2 separate regions of the Mus musculus genome follow, and region 2 is linked to region 1. Evidence: chromatin loops called from intact Hi-C (ENCODE). Cell type or tissue: gastrocnemius. All regions are shown on one strand.

Region 1 (8,000 bases):
TTTCTGAGGGCACTGGGCGCCCTGCACTCAGTTAAATCATGGCTGTCTGCACCCCTGTCGGGTGATGACCTGCCCTCCTGCCTCAGTACCATGGCCCTTCGGGATGTGATGATGTGCGGCCGCAGCAGCCGGGCCGCAGTGAAGGTGAAACTGTCGTATCGATCTTTTTAGCACTAAAATATGAGCCACTTTACGCTGCTCCCCGCTGCTGTGATGTGAAAAATAATAACTCGGATCCAAATTAAAAATATTGATCCCTGGAAGGTGTTGAAAGTAAATAAACACCTTCCGAAGTTTTCGGGTCAGACGAGGAATGGTATTAAGCAATAAATGTGTCGGCACGTCACACTCAGGGTTCTTGATCTGTTTTTCCTCTGAATTGATTTTTCATTATTTACTTCCTAAAAGTGTTGGAATTTGGTCCTCCACCGTTAAATCCCAGTGTTTGGGCAAATGATTTCTTTGGGGCTTATGAGGTGCTCCTAACCCACTCCCTCATTGATTGATTGATTTTTGACTCAATGAGCTTGCAGTCTACGCTTTATTTAGGACTTCCATCATAATTTTTTATACATTTAGGCCTGACTTTTTTATTTCCCTGTAACAGATGAGCTGACATTGGGCTATCAAAGTGGGGGAAACAATTGCCACGAGGTTCATTTTGTTACCGGATCCATGCATCCTGAGGAGCTGTGGAGCTTTTTCTGGCTACAGCCCAGGCCCTGAAGGGAGTCTGCCTAGCCCAGGACATATGTTTAGAACAGGCTAAGCCTCATGTCTCCAGGAGGGGAGGTGCCTGTAAGGACTCCAGGATTTGCAAGTGACTGACACTGGTTCTTATGAGCTCAAGGACAAGCTGAGATATGTCTCTTAAGAAATTTCCCTTTCAGAAGGCCACTGAGACCCACTGCTAGCCGTGTGCCCACCTGACCTGGCACAAAGTAGAGGGGCAGGTGCAAGGCACCACATGGGGGAACAGTGGGAGCCCCGTGTTGACCCATCCTCACTGGGTTCTCCTGGGTGGGGGACATGACTATGTGACTGATCCTGCTATCTTTAGGAGTGTGAGATCCTACTCTCTAACATCCAGAAGGGGGTGCCCTGTCTGTCAGAGCTGTGCTCATTGGATACTAGAGAGCTGCCCGCAGAGAGGAGGTAGCTTTATTCTCCAGCAGCTTCAGGAAAGGCCCAGTATTTTCTGCTCTGCTAACAGCTTCAAATGCTTCTTGTTCTTTATGCCAGGCAGGTTCCGTGCCCGTGCAGGCATTTGGGAGACTCAGCTGTGCCTCCCTGGACATTGGGAAGACCCATATTTACTTATTGGGCATCAAATAGATGCCCAACCTAATTCCTAGGTATGCTCATGTGAGTATGCTCTAGATCCAGATATACCCTTGTGGGCATCTGGTAGATTTAGATGTGCCCAGGTGAGCATGGGGGCAAACCCAGATGTGCCTCAGTGGGCATCAAATTAGACGCAGATGTGCCCTTGTGAGTGTCTACTAGATACAGATATGTCTTTTGGGGTACCAGGCAGACTTCAAGGTGCCTCTGCAAATGTTGAGGACCCCCATATTTGCCTCTCTGAATAGCATCAGATCTTGGTATGTTCCCATGCATGTCAGGGGACCCTAATGTACCTTAGGAGTGTTAGACAGGCCAAAATGTGCCTCCGTGGTCACTAGGATACTCAGCTGTGGACCTGTACATAGGACTCCTTGTCAGCCAGGCAAAGCAGTTGCCTATGTTCCCCATGTGCTGTCTACTTTCTGATAAAGGAGTTTGGGGCAGAGAGCCGTAGTAACATGGTACACATGCCAGAGCTTTCCTCTGCTTAGCCACAAGTGTCTATGAGTGCCCATCGGCCATGCCTATCCCCACCTCTCCGTTGTCACTCATATTTAGACCCAAGGTAGTCAGGAAGAAGAGGTTGGGATATCTGCTTATGGATGTAGGACAGGGAGGGAATGTCACAGCATTCTGGGAAGGCTCAGTACTGGAAGGAGGGATGGGGCCACCAGCTTGGTGAACCTATTCGATTGAACCTTGGTGAATACTTTGATTGAATCTATGGCCGTTCACAAGGGTGATATAACTCCAACCAGCCATGTTGCCTACTTGCCATGGTCTTAAGGAAAGAACACTTACTCTGTCCTGGTTTAGAGAACATTGACTGAGGAGGAAGAGGTGGCAATGGCTGCCTGGCATGCAGGATGTTGGTATATGTCCTCAACACTTCCCCAACATCATTCCAGTGTTACTCTCCCCCAGGTTCGGTACTGTGGAGACACGACCAATCCACCAATACCAGGTTTGGAATAGGAGATGACCAGAGCCCAAGTCATCTTTGCATACCCATGGTTGCTCCCCTGAGATAATGTAGTGACTGCTCGGTAGCACTCGCCTCCTGAATGCCAGATCCCCATGACTAGATGAGAATGTTGCATTCTCTTGTGGGCTGCTTTTTGCTGGGCAAGTGGTGCTCAACTCACCTCTGGCAGTAGTCGGACAAAAGTCTCAGAGGGAGGTGCATGTGCCCTGTGCCATAGGGAGGCTCATCAAATGACCACATGGAGGAACTCTGGAACACCACCACCCATACCCTTAGAGGACAGAGCCATGGGTTTGCTTCTCAGCAACCAAAGTCTGCCAGGCTCAGCCAAGATCTTGGACCCGCTTACCTGACCTAAGGATGAGGTATAGCCAGTTTGTCAGCCCTCGAAAACCAGGGTGTGCTCCTGTGTGTTCAGCCTGCTGCTGGCCCAAGACACAAGGATGGCTACCCTCGCTTCTGCCCCTCAGGACCTGTGTTCTGGGCTGTTGAATATAGAGGGTGTGGTTGAGACGTTGGCCCAGACTCTGGGAATGCATTAGGATGAGGAGCTGCGAAAGAAGCATCTTACAAAGAAGGACATAGATGTATCAGTGTGGAGTGTTGTTTCCTCAGCTCACCTTGCTAATGTACCTTCCCCCGACCCCCACACAAGGGTCTTTCTGTGCCAGATAGTTCAGTAAGGGTTGTGTGGAGCACAGCTGAGGCCCCAACATTTGTCTGTAGGCAGCTGCATCTGTCAGTCCTACTGGCCAGTCACCCTACCAGAGCTAGCTGGGTTCCTATGGTATCATTTTGTGTGCTTTGCTGGGTTCAGTAACTGACATCCCAGGTTGACATCACTGTGCAAGCTCTAGTACGAGCTAGGCAGTTGCCAAGGAGCCCTTAGTGGCCAGCACTGTCTTAGCTGGGTCCTTGCAGCTACTGAGCACGAGCCGTTCCTTAGCCCAAGTAGAGCCAAGGGAATTTAGTAACCCACGCAGAGCACAGCGCAGCGGAAGCCTGTGCTTTCAATTGGGCTCCAGAGCCAACAACATATAACATGTACCATGTTACATACTACATGGAAGGGAACAGACACTTAAGCCAACACACGAGGACATATAGGAAGCACCTGGCATTCAGGGAGCAAATATTGCATCAGGCAGCACAGGAAGGGGCTCCCATCACTGGCACATAGACTATCTGACCATGATTGACAGGGAGAAAGGAAGTCAGAGTTTTGCTATGCTTAGAGCATCAAAGAAGGAAGTAGAGTGTGACTAGGTAGTTGGTGGGGACAGCTGTAAGATTTGGGGGACAATGGGAGGACATTCATCTGTGGACAGGCTGGTTGTTACTAATTTAAAGACCTATCTGATCTAGCCTTAAATTCATATTAAAGTGAATTTATAGAGCAGTCTAGCAATAGTGACTGAACCCAGTTTGTTGTTATTTTTCTTGAATTCAGTCTTTTGCCTTTCACAAAAGAGATGCAAGGTCAGACCTAGGTGGGTAGAGACCAGGGGGAACTCCAGTGTCCTCATGGGATGTGGCAACCAGATGGAGTGTGGCCAGTCCTATAAATGAAGCTGTTTTAGTCCTTTTCCACATGGCCTCTGCTCCTCCATCCAGCTTACTCCATGCCCCTATGGACACACTTTTACCTTTCAGGCTGTGGTTTGAGAATCCAACCCAGAGACAAACACAATCTGTTTGAGGTATAGGATCAACTTCTTTAATGGAGTGTGTTGGAATAATGAGAGCGAGGTTCCTTCAGTGAGCCACCAGGGTGCAGTACTCTCACAAGCGACCAGGACTGGGCTTGTTAACATGGAAGTACTTTGTTTAGGTCTTTGACATCTTGTCCTGTGTCCAATGGCTTGCAAGCTATCAACTTGTAAATGATTCTCTTGCAAGCTGAAATTTAGATAACATTACCCTTTATAATAGCACCAAAGTATGAACTATTCAGAACTGTCTTAGGTCAGTGCTCTCTAAGACCTGCATCCTGAGAGCCATCACATGCAGCTTATACCAATTAGTGAGACCTGAGTATGTGGAGCTGTCCCAGGCTCGGGGAATGCTTAGTGGTATTGACGTGTCTGTTCTACCAAGATTGGCATGATGCTCCGGTGTGATTCTAATCAATGTTGGAGCAGAGGTTTTGTAGAAATCAGAAATCTGCATTTATGTTTTATATGGAAGTATAAAGGACCTACAGTGGCCTCAACAACATTGACAAAGGACAGTTGAGGGCTCATCTTGCCTGATCAAGACTTCCTATAAATCTGCAGTGGGCAAACCGATGGAGTGTAGGTATAAACCCGGAAAAACAGGCAGAGGGCTGGAAAGGACTCTGCAAATCCACTGGGTCAGGCTGGCCTCAGGCTTCTGAGGGCTGGGATTACAGGGACATACCACCTTTGATTTTGACGGAGGTGTCCAGGCTGTTGAGCCATAAGGGTATGCTCTGCATAAGGGAACAGTGGCCCTTAGCTGACCATTTGCTATGAATAAAGTCCAACTTTCACCAGAGACTATGGAAATTCATTTCTATGTGCTTACAAACCTGAGGGAGAAGTGATCGAAGCAAGTATTGGAAGGCAGTAATCCTCAAATGAAACCTTTGTTTTGATGCAAAAGTAAAGACAGCTCACAGCCTATGAGACAACTTTTGCAAAACCTCCGACTGGGAATTTTACCTGAAGTTCCTCGTGTAAATAACTGTTTCTGATCAATAGAAGTGGGGCTGTGGACCTGACCTCTGACACGGGCGGGGAATCTGAGCAGACTTGTCAGTAAGACACAGGTGTAGCAGGTGAGAGTAGAAGGTGCTCACCTGCTGCCCACAAGGCAGTGTCTTGTCCCTGAGTGTCCCTTCAAACCAATACCGTGGCTTCCAGTACCAAGTGCCTTCCCTGCAGTGTGCTGACAGTGTCCGGTTTACAATGATGAAACCTCCTCCCATCTGGACTCTGGGCTGCTTCTGGGGCCAGGCTCCAACTACAGGTGGACCCATAGGTCACAGAAGGTGCAAAGCCTAAAATGGAGCCTTGGGCTTCACACTTGCTCCTGTGTCTGGTACTAGAGGACTGCTTCTCAACTTCCCCAATGCTGTGACCCTTTAAGACAGTTCTTCACATCTTAGTGACCCCAACTAGAAAATTAGTTGTGTTGTTATTTCCTAACTGTAATGTTGCTCCTGTTGTGAATCATAATGTAAACATCTGTTTTCCAGTGATCTTAGGCGGTCCCTGTGGAAGAGTCATTTGACTCTCCTCCTGGAAAGGAGTCTGCAGCCACAGCTTGAGAACTGTTGTACCTCATTGTCTTCTAAGGGAGAGCACATGGGCTGAGGACCCGGGGGGGGGGGGGGGGAGCCTCATCTGAGGTCAGCGAGGAGCATGGGCCCTGCTGACCTCCAGCCACAGCCATGTGGCACCACCCATCTGCTCCAGCTTGTGACACCTGATTCCGTGACCCTGCTTGTGTCATCCCCCCCCCCACCCACCAGGTGTCCTCCACTTCCAAAACGATGGACAACATGCAGTAAGGCAGACTCTACGGTCACTGTACCCAAAGCCTGCAGGGGCCTGTGTTTGCAATCATCTGCCCTGGCCATCCCTCCTAATCCCATAGGTCACTTGCTGGTGGTGGCTGTGTCAGTCTAGGGCCCTGGTTTCTGTGGGCAGGAGGACAGTGGGAATGGGGCTGTCGTGGACACAAGGGCAGTATGGGGTGGGGTGATGCAGGCTTCATGTTCCCAGCCTGCTGATCCAGGCCAGCCTGCTCATTTCCCACCAGATACTGTATCTCTACCTTTGTTCCGTGCTTTCTGGTGAGAAATCCCTAACAGGTCTTTGGTGAAGCTGAGCCAGGTGCCTAGTGGCAGCAGATCCATCAGGCTGTAGACAGGCATGATCGAGGGCCGTGTCACATGAGCCTAGGAAACAAATACACTGCAGGAAATGTATTGGTGAACAAACTGAAAGATTGTAAAGCTCTTAAGGACTTTGATGCTTGTTAGCATTTTTTGACAGAAAATCACTGAAGCAGTAGACATAAAAAAAAATAGTCCTGGGGCTCACAGTGTAACTGCTCATTCTATTTATTTAGCCTCAAGTGACGTCTCACTAGAGTCCCCTGTGAGCATAGCCCGGCATGTCTAGACTCTTCCTGGGACTTGCAGCAAGCCTGACCTCTGCCTTATGTATGCGTTGGTCTTCTTGAGGTGCTTTTATACTACTGATGGAGACCAAGCCATCTCACCTAGCAGAGACAAATTTGGCCTCAGATGCAGGATCCTGAGTCCTGCATCCTTGTCCTCCAGGAACCCAGTTTGCGGGGCCTCTAGCATTCCAGTAGAGAGTGCTTCAGGTTTTTTTCTCCTGTGACCTCAAAGGTTTTCATGTAGATGGTAGCCGTGCCTCCTGCAGTGGGCCCAGGGTCACAGTCTCTGTCTGGGTGGCTTCAATGACTAGGTCTGCACTCGCATCAAGTCCTCAACCACATTCTTCCCTGTAGCTCAGCCTAGAATCTGGCCTGGCGCCAGATTTCTTTAAAATCAGTCCCGGCAGGAGAGGGTCTCTGAGCAGGTGACCAAGGTGCAGGGCTGGGCACAAGTGACTGTTCTGTGCGTGCTCTACCATGTGAGCTGTACCCTGCTGACCCTTTAGCCATGAGGTGATGGGCAGGGTCCGGTTTGCTGAGCAGTGTCTGGTTACTGGTTAGCCTGCAGTCCCCAGGTCTGCACACATTTGGGTGTAGGTCAGTGTGATGTCTGTAGGGTGGGGTGGTTAAGAGTAGGGTCTCACTGTGCCTCCACTGCGTGATTAAAGTCTTTGCTTTTTATACTTAGTCCTCATCTGTTTTAGATTCATGCCCCATAGACTGGCTACTTTTTGCTCTACAGTTTTTATACAGAGTCCTGTTTATATCAAAAGGATGACCCAGGACATGGGTCATAGCTTCTGTGCCTGAGTTCTCACTCTCCAGTTGTTCCTGCCAAGGAATATTTTCATCTTGTTTGTGAGAGAACTTCTCAGTTTCCTTGAAGGGAGAAACTGTATGGTTAGAAGTTGTCCCTCCTTTTTAAAACCTGTGACAAGTGGGTGGCTGGGTGGGTACCCTAACCCCTCAAGAGTGAGCACGAGCCCCACTTTAGATCCTCACATGGCCAGGCCCCACCTCGGCAGATGCTCCTTGTTCTTACAAAGGCGACAGGAATGCCCGGCCACCATCAGCAGAAAGCATCATCTCAGATGTCTCAGGGTCACCGCAATGCACCATAAAGCCACCAGGACATGGGGAGCCATTCCTGACAGTCATGAAAATATCCTTCCCAACGCAAAGCCAACTTCCCCATGCTCTTGTCTGTTGAAATTTTTAAGAAGACTTTAGTTTTTTTTCTTTTTTAAAAATATTTGTCTGTCTGTGTGTCTGTCTGTCTGTATGCAGATGACTGAGTGCATGTGGAGTTAGAAGACAACTCCCAGGAGCTAGCTCTCTCCTGCCAGGGATCAACTCAGGTTATCAGTGCTGCTGACCACTGAGCTTCTCGTTAGCCCAGAGTCTCCTTTACACAAGGCAGAGTGGTGATAAAATTTGAAGGACTTTTCTGTGTAACTTTTTCCCTTGGTCCTACATTACATTTTTTAAAAACCAAATATCTGAAGGTCTGGCTTCC
Region 2 (8,000 bases), 88 kb after region 1:
AACCTCTCTGATCCCAAGGATATCCTGAAGCCCCTTCCTGTCCCTCCTGGCAGGACCGCAGATTGCCTCAGCCTTCCCACACCCTCTCTCTCTGTTTACTTTCAGTCAGAGAGCGAGGAGAAGGTTGCCACCTACGACCACATCGGGCCTAATGTCTGCATGGGAGACCACAAGGTGACTTGTGCAGTGTTGCTGGGGCCCAAGGGCTGAACCCCTGTGGGTGGGAAGGGAGTGAGGGGCCTCTTCTTTAGATTGGCTTTACCAAGCAAGCAGAGTTTGTCTGAGTTAATTTAGTTTTAATAACATACCAAAGGATGGGTGGATGGATGGTAAGCAGAAGAAAGTATCAGTCAAAACAGAAGAGAATCCCACTGTGTGTAAGACATCATGTCTTGGTTATGATCAGCTGCTTCTTCAGTGTACACTGGGACTGTGCTCCTGGCCTTCCTGTGCTGAGCTCACACCTGTGAGAGTGTGGTAATGCACGTCTCACAGGCAGATGTGCACTGATTATACACAGACGACTGCCCCTGAACCCAGAGTGGCCCACAGTCTCCAGCGACACTGAGGCCAGGTGACAGATCTTGGCCAAATTAGATAAGTCCACATCCTCTATATCCAAGGGCTCTGAGCTAGGGACACCACATACGCTAGTCATGGGTGCCTATGGCCCTTGGTGTTTGGTCCTTCCTTTGTAGTTCCTTACATTACAGAGGGAAGTTCTATCTGGAACCTACCCTCCTTACATTTCAAAGAGGTTATGTGGCTCCTTTCATGGCCCAGCTCCAGGCTGGCTGTCTCAGTCTGGGCTTTGTACACATGACTGGCCTTTACTCCTCTGGACTCAGTTCTAGATGCTCAGATGCGGGGCCCAGAGTCCAGGAAGCGGCGGGCAGCAGCCTGGGCGTGCTGACCTTCCCCTTTTCTCCCACTGCAGCCGGTGTTCCTGGCCTTCCGAATCGCACCTGGGGCAGGTAAACCTCACGCCCATGTACACAAGTGTTGTGTCGTGCAGTGACGTGGTGGTAAATATGGCTCCTCCTTGCTCTCCTTTCTGCAGCTTTTCCTGGTGTGTTTGATCCTTTAACAAACGATTAATTCCACTACAGGGAAGAGGTGCCAGCGCCGCGAGAGGATCCTCGAGAGGCCTCCCTGTAGCAGTGTATCCAACTCATCCTCCTAACAGCTGCATCGGAACCGCCCAAGCCTCACCTGCTAGACGGCCGGCCCCACACTTCGCTTCAGCCTCCGGACCTCCGGAAAGCCTCACATACCTCACTGTCGTGTCTGTCACGTGACATTGTAGACATATTGGGTGTAATCAAGCCACAGTCCTATTGCCAAAACTCTAACAGACAGCAGAGCGCCTGTATTTTAGACTTCACAGTTTTCCATTTTTAACAATTGTCTGTGGAGGAAGCTTCTCCATTTAGAGCCCCAGGTGTCCAGCGTCCCTCTCTGCCAGGAGGAGTGTGCCGGGCACTAGCCCAGGCAGCCAGGCTGCCACGTGTGCCCAAGCCCGAGGCCCGAGGTCTGACTCTACTGCCATGTTACGTGGCGTGAGAATCACACTGCAGCTGCTTTCCATTTTTATATATATAAATACATATAAATATATACTTTTTAAAAATAATTTATAAATCTTACCAAAACTTATGCTGAATATACTTTCCAGTATGAGTGCACGAGTGTCCTGAGCAGGCAGAACCGCAGTCTAGATGAATGGCGACTCCATCAGCAGTCGGCACCTGTTCCTGAGACAAGGCCTAGCCAGTGCCCAGGGCGAGGGGCCCTGTGATCTGCCTGTACTAGCAGTTTGTCACTCTTCTGCCTTTTCTGTGTAATATTAAGAACTGAATGTGAAGTTTATAGCTAGCCTGGGTGTACCTTTTAAGAATTTTGTAAACTGTTTTGTCTGTCTTTTGTTACCGTTTTATGGTGCCAAGTAGCCTACATTAAAACCATAATCTTGTGGGAGAATTAGAAGTAGCCTCGTCCACTTCCCACAGATTGCTTCTAGCATGGGCTGTGTGTAAACCTGGCAGAAAAGCGACGGGTGATGCTGGGCACAGCCTGTTGCCTGGACTAGCACCCAGCACTGAGAACCACGGAAGGCGCCTGCGGAGCCTGCTGAGGAAACACAGCGTGCTTTTATTGATTTACTTCTGAACACTACAGTTCCTGGATGGGGCGGAGGCGCGAGTTAATGTCGGTTTCCCTAGAAATCACTCAAGGCCGGCCTGTGTCCTTGATGCCAGGGTCGGGTCTGTGACTGCCATGGTCGCTGCTTGCCAATGTGCCATGTCCGCAGCGGTTGTCCGTGGGTTCCAGCTGTGGGTCCTTCCCGTGAAGGCCTCTGGAAGTGACTGCTCGGTTCCTAAGCAATAAAATTGATCATGGTGAAAACAGTTCCTGCTGCTTATTCTCCTGCCTTCCCTCTCCCTTGCCTTTGAAATGCTAAGTGCCAGGAGTGGCCCCCTTTGTGCGGGTTTGCTCTGGCCCGTTCTGATTCTGGGAATTTCAGAGTTCCAATCCGCCACAGGGCACCAAGCCCTCAGAAAAATCACCTCTTAGACTTTTTTATTATTATTATTACTGTAGTGGAAAAGGCCATCCATTCCCTCACTCTACTAGAGGGAATTAAACAAAAGCTTTTCTTTGGCTTCGCTCAAAACCTTTATCAACATTTCTCTGCTCTGAACTTTGGCTGAGAAACCACACAGAAACCACACATTGCCCCATTTAAGACGGGGAAAAAACTCTTGCTTCCTTTTAAAGAAAGTCAGTGATTCAAAAGAAGCTTTGACTTTGCTGATGGAGCCAAAACAGCAAAACAAAGCCTTGGGCTTTTCATGGTTCCAGTGAATATTTTTTAATGCCTTACAGAGAGTAGTTTTGTCATGATTAGCTAATGTGGAAATTGCACACTTAACACTTAACATTCACTACATTAAGGTGGAGCTGTGGAATGGACTTGTATGGGGCCGAAGATGGGGCTTTGCTACAGGGAATTATAGCCCTGAAAGGTCCTAGGGTGGAGAGGGCACCAAGCTCTTAGCTGCCTGGGCATGAGCCACTGGTCTTACCTATGGATTTAGCTCTTTAGGTTGAAGAGATCCTGGCTGAGGGCCCTCCTGTCAGCCTTCTGAGAGGCCAGTGGTGAGTGTCAGGGCTGCTGACACAGGCTGAAGACTGTGAGGTGCCTGGGCAGGATTCACAGGATGTCTGCAGCCCTGCTTAAAACCGGGCTTTCTACTAATGAAAGTCAAGGACTGATAGCCAGAGGCCAGGGAGGGTGCAGAGCCTCGGGCCTTATTACCCCCAGCTGGAGTTTAGTAATTATATCCAAAATGTTTAGAATTCTGGCTAAACAGATAATTATTACAAAATAACAGGGATAGGACAGTGCTGGTTTGGCCTGAACCAGGACATGGGCGCATAGTAACAGGGCACGCTCCCCCAGGTTGAGAAAAAGAAAATACATTAAAAAGAAAAACAGTGTAGTGTGAGGTGCTAGCTGCTTTTAATGAGACAAGCCTTGCAGAACTTTGGGTCTCCCTTCGAATGTGTTAAAAACGAAACAAAACAACAACGATCTACACAGAAAATAGAAATCATACCTGCTTTGGGGTCTCTTCCGCTGAGTTCCCTGCTGGCCCAGCTCCTCCAAGCACTGCGCAGCGGTGTCCTTCCCTTCCCCGGCGGCTGAAGCTGCCTTCCCACGACCCGGGGCATGCTCAGTCTCACAACCTCTGCGCTCCTGCAAGCTGCCATCACCGTGCGCTCTGGGACCATCACCAGGCACTCAACCTCTGAACCAAAGGCGCACACGGGCCCCAGGTCGTCATCAAGCACTGTCGCGCCCCCCTGCGCCAGTCTCTGGCGCCCACAGAGAGAACAGGCTAGGTGGGTCTGCAGGGTCCTGCCCGCCCGCTGGTGCCAGCTCCGTATGGAAGAAACACGATGTGCAGCCTTGGGAGCCACGGCTCCGACGAGGACGTGTTAAATAATTTATTGATTATACAAAGTGATCGGCCCAAACCCCGTACTCCGCCATCACGCCAAGGCCGCGCCAACGTCCGCTTTATAACTTATTCTGTAAAAATATATATACACACTGCGGCTGGGCGGCTGGCGTCGGGGCATGCCGCGAGTCCCGGTTCTCGGGTTCTCCGGCCTGGCCGCGTCCTCACAAGGCGTCCCCCGCGCTGCCACCACACGGGCTAACGAGCGCCAAGTTCGAGGGTTTGTGCTTTTTGAGAAGCCGCGTGATCTTCTCGTCATCGGAGTTGGGGTCCAGGGGCCGGTTGTATTCGTCATCGTCCTCCGCGTCTGAGCCACCCACCTTCAGCTTCTCGGCATCCGAGTCTTGCTTCTTTTTAGCCGACGCCATCTCTGCCGCGTGCCGCTTGCGCCACTTGGTCCGCCGATTCTGGAACCACACCTGGGGGTTTGGGGGAGGGATCATCAGACGGGCACCGAGGCTCGCCTCACCCGACCAGCACTCCGGACCCGCCTGGCGCCAGCGCTTTCCGCGGTCCGGCCGCAGCCGAACCGCCGCTCGCCGGCCGTTCGCAGGACGCGGACTCCGGGCCCCGCCTCAATACTGCTGGACCCCGGCCCATTTCGAGCTCACCTTCACTTGGCTCTCGGTCATGCCCAGAGAGTAGGCAAGCCGCGCGCGCTCTGGGCCTGCCAAATACTTGGTCTGCTCGAAAGTCTTCTCCAGCGCGAAGATCTGCTGGCCGGAGAAAGTCGGCCGCGAGTGTTTCTTCTTGCCATCCTTATCCAGGACCCCGCCGGCTTGGGCTGCGAAGAAGAGCCAGTGAGCGCAGTCCGAGGCCCGCGCCCAGCCCCTCTCCTTACCGAATCCCGCGCGGGCCACTTACCGGAGCCGGCCAGTCGCGGGTCCCTCCAGGGAGAGCCCTGCACCACCCCAGGCCAGAAGATGGGCGGGCGCCCAGGCAGTTCCGCCAGCGGCTTGGGGTAGCCCCGAGCCACGGCGGCTGCGGGCCCGAAGTAGACACCTGCAGACGAGGCGAGCCCGTTGAGACGGGGCAGACTTCCTAGGAGGCCGCCACCCGCTGCGCCCACCGGCCGTCCCAGGATGTCGCTGATGCCGTGCGGAGTGCCTAGAGGCAACTGCGCGCCAAGGCTGCCTAGGGCGGGTGTCTTGAAGCCCGCCGGGCCCTGCAGCGCGTAGGGGAACAGCGACGTCTTCATCTCAGCCATGTTGTGCAGCGCGGCTAAAGGCGCGCTGCTCAGCACAAACGCACCCGGGCGGTTAGCGTCCATGGGCGCCGCCGCCTCCGACCCGGGCGCCCATCCGGGCCCCGCTGCCACCGCCCGCACCCGCCGGCTCGGGAAGTTTGCGCGCGGCGCCGAAGAGCGCCGGCTACGCTGGGACGGGTGGACCGCGTTTCAAACGAACGCCGACGGCCCCTACGGGAAAGCGAGAGGACCGACGGCTGTTGCGCTGAATGGGCGGCGGTCAGAGAGAAGGCAGGGATACTAAGGGCGGCGGGAGCGGCAGTGGCGGCTCCGGGGCAGGTCGGAGCGGCGCCGCGCGGGATGGACGCACTGATAACCGCGGGGCCTGGGCGCGGCGCGCGCGCTGATTGGCTGAAGGCACTGGCGACCAGGCCATTGGCCAGCGTCCGGCCCGTCTGCGCGCGCCCCCGCCGGCCATGCACTCCATGAAGGGCCCATTAGCGAGGCAGGTGCCTCCGGGACTGTAAATTTGCCCCCTGATTTATCTCCCTAGAGATGAAATAAATCCCGTTGGATGGGAGTTTAGTTAGGCAAAGGTTTTAATGGGAAAATCAGGAAAAAATACGAGAACATATTTTATCGACCGAAAGAATGTAGATTTCAAGATCCACTCCGAAAGCTCAAGCTCAGTATGCTTAGTTCAGGGAAGAGCCTGGGACGGCTGGACGCCACAGGTCAGGGCACTCCATCTTGGATCAGGGCCCAAGCCCTGTACTGGGGTTCCTTCTCCTTCCCAGCTCGTGGTGGTGTGGGCTGTTGTGAACTTGTGGGTATAACTTTTCTGGGTGGATTTTGAACGAAAAAGGGTGGACTCTAGGGACCAGATAGATTTGGCTTCCTCAGATCTGCCAAACTCTGCCAACTGAACTCACTGACTTTAGATGGCTCCAGGCAACCGGTGACCTTACTACCACACACACACACACACACACAACCTATGCTGTCCTCCCGTTCTGAAATCCTTGAAGTTGGGTTGGGGTATCTGGGAGAGGCTAGGCCGTCCCCCTTGAACTTTTATGCTTATTAGGCACTCACCTAGGAGGTTACCCGTGTCCAGACTTTGAGGCCCAGGACCAGAATTCTCCTGCTTATTGCTTTCTGGCAAGCTGGACCTCGGGCCAGAATGCAGCGGTTTTGGAATTCAAGAACCAGGACGAAAGGATCACCTTACTCACTGACTTCGGCTGGGTATGCGTTTGCAGTCTAGCGGACAGAGCACTGGCTATAGACCCGGCCTGTAGAGCCCACTAGGCCTTAATTTCTTTTCTAGTACAGGGGCCTCTCACTCCATAAAATTGTTGGGCAGTTAACTGAAGTTGCAGCCACCTAGTGCGGCGGCGCACAGCAGGATCCGAGAAGGTAGCACGCTGGCGCTTATTTCTTTCCTCCTCTTGAGCAGTGCTTACTGTTAACCTCATAATACCTAGTACTGATTGTGATACAACCTGTGGAAATAGAATCTACTGTTTCCGGTCCTGGCGATTTAAGCAGAGGCCCTGTGCAGTTTGTTAATAACGACTTTCCCCTTTTGCCCTGGTCTCCAAGGTTTCTGTCTTACGGGCAAAAGTGATCCTAAAGGCTTCACGTAGGGGCCTAACGTCCACTGCTGCTGGTCCTCTTAGAAGTTCAGTTTCGTTTTTTAACAGTTAGTGTGGGGTCTTTACGCCACGCGTCTCCATCAGGTCAAGGCTTGGAAAGCCACTTTATGGCGGGAACTGGAAATAAGTGCTGTGGTCCCGCTGACTTCTGCAGGACCTGAAAGACCTTGCACGTATGATCCTCACCCATCCTCCCGTACGCAGTGGCCCCTAGCGCCTAGAGGTTTCAGTTACTGGCTTCCTAGTCTGAGTCTACACTCTCAGGATCCATTTGGGCGCGAGCAGCAGCAGCGGGGGCTAGGCTCAGTTCCCTCCAGCACCGAGCACACCGCCCGCTGGAAAGTCTGGGCTTTCTGATGGTACCCTGGGATCTCTGGACTGCTTCCCTCGAGCCCTTAGACCAGCCCCTGGCCTCGCTTTCGCTCCACTTCGATTACGACCGCGTATACTCCGAGGATCTGAGCATCGGGAGTACAGTCCCTGGTAGAGTACGGACTTTTCTGGGCTCGCGGGAGACCATGCTGGAGGCCAGGGGCGCCAGCTCTAGAGAAGAGGGACCCAGAGCTCTGAGCAGCATGGGGGTGGGGCGGGAAAATACGAGGCGGGCAGAGTGGGAAGTCCTGAAACCTCCCACCTCACCGTGCCAAGCCGACCCTGAACAGCTAGGAAGAGCGCCCGTCCTCGGAATCAGCGTTCGGAGAGGCGAACTATGAGACAGGGTAGGTGTGCTCTGGCCTTTCGAAGGCTCACAGAGCCCGGGGCACTGAGACAGAAGGAGTGCTGCAGTTCTGTGCTCGAACTCTGGCTGTTGTCGCAGGCCTGTCCAGACTTCCTTAAATCTGGGCAATCGAAAGATCTTCCGTCGCTGTTCTTCTCCAGCGGCCCTGCATCTGTGTACACCTGCGGGCTCACTCCAACTGCGAAACCCACAGAGTCGAGAGAGGTGTCGCTTTCTGTCTGGATACTCATTGCCATGCTCTCCCTGGGATCAGAGACTCAGGGAACGGTGAGGCCAGTGTGCCGGATGAATGAAGCGGGAGTGCGGGCCGAAGGATGAAGTGAGTTGCGCTTTCTTCGGGCGTTCTGTCCTGCTAAGCGCGTGGGGACATTTCCTACCCCTAAAAAGGTTGG

The links. Peaks named below come from ENCODE experiments on the same cell type or tissue, not always from the same donor. Only the 100,000 strongest peaks of a DNase experiment are listed, where the experiment ranks them.
Region 2: it touches region 1 in a loop (8-fold over the local background); 18 of 42 quality-filtered maps call a loop at or near these places.

What each region holds. Positions count from the first base shown.
Region 1 is chr7:139,489,046-139,497,045 of GRCm38, forward strand. The region is part of intron 4 of Inpp5a (inositol polyphosphate-5-phosphatase A); the gene reads left to right. Among named protein-coding and RNA genes, the nearest start is that of Gm33031, 90 kb to the right of the region's middle. In gastrocnemius, CTCF peaks have their summits at 4,103 and 7,630; DNase peaks (open chromatin) are centred at 758, 980 and 6,850; H3K27ac peaks cover 872 bases.
Region 2 is chr7:139,577,245-139,585,244 of GRCm38, forward strand. Inpp5a (inositol polyphosphate-5-phosphatase A) reads left to right here. Exons shown (of 16, transcript NM_001127363.1): 14 at 106-174; 15 at 938-1,025; 16 at 1,110-2,408. The coding sequence ends at 1,018. Nkx6-2 (NK6 homeobox 2) reads right to left here and starts at 5,553. Exons shown (of 3, transcript NM_183248.3): 1 at 4,890-5,553; 2 at 4,637-4,809; 3 at 3,976-4,444. The coding sequence starts at 5,295. The coding sequence ends at 4,190. It overlaps Gm33031 (a long non-coding RNA gene), which reads left to right and starts at 5,552. Exons shown (of 7, transcript XR_003946896.1): 1 at 5,552-7,927. In gastrocnemius, no CTCF peak of the experiment used is centred here; DNase peaks (open chromatin) are centred at 1,448, 3,888, 4,260, 4,661 and 2 more places; H3K4me3 peaks cover 3,271 bases.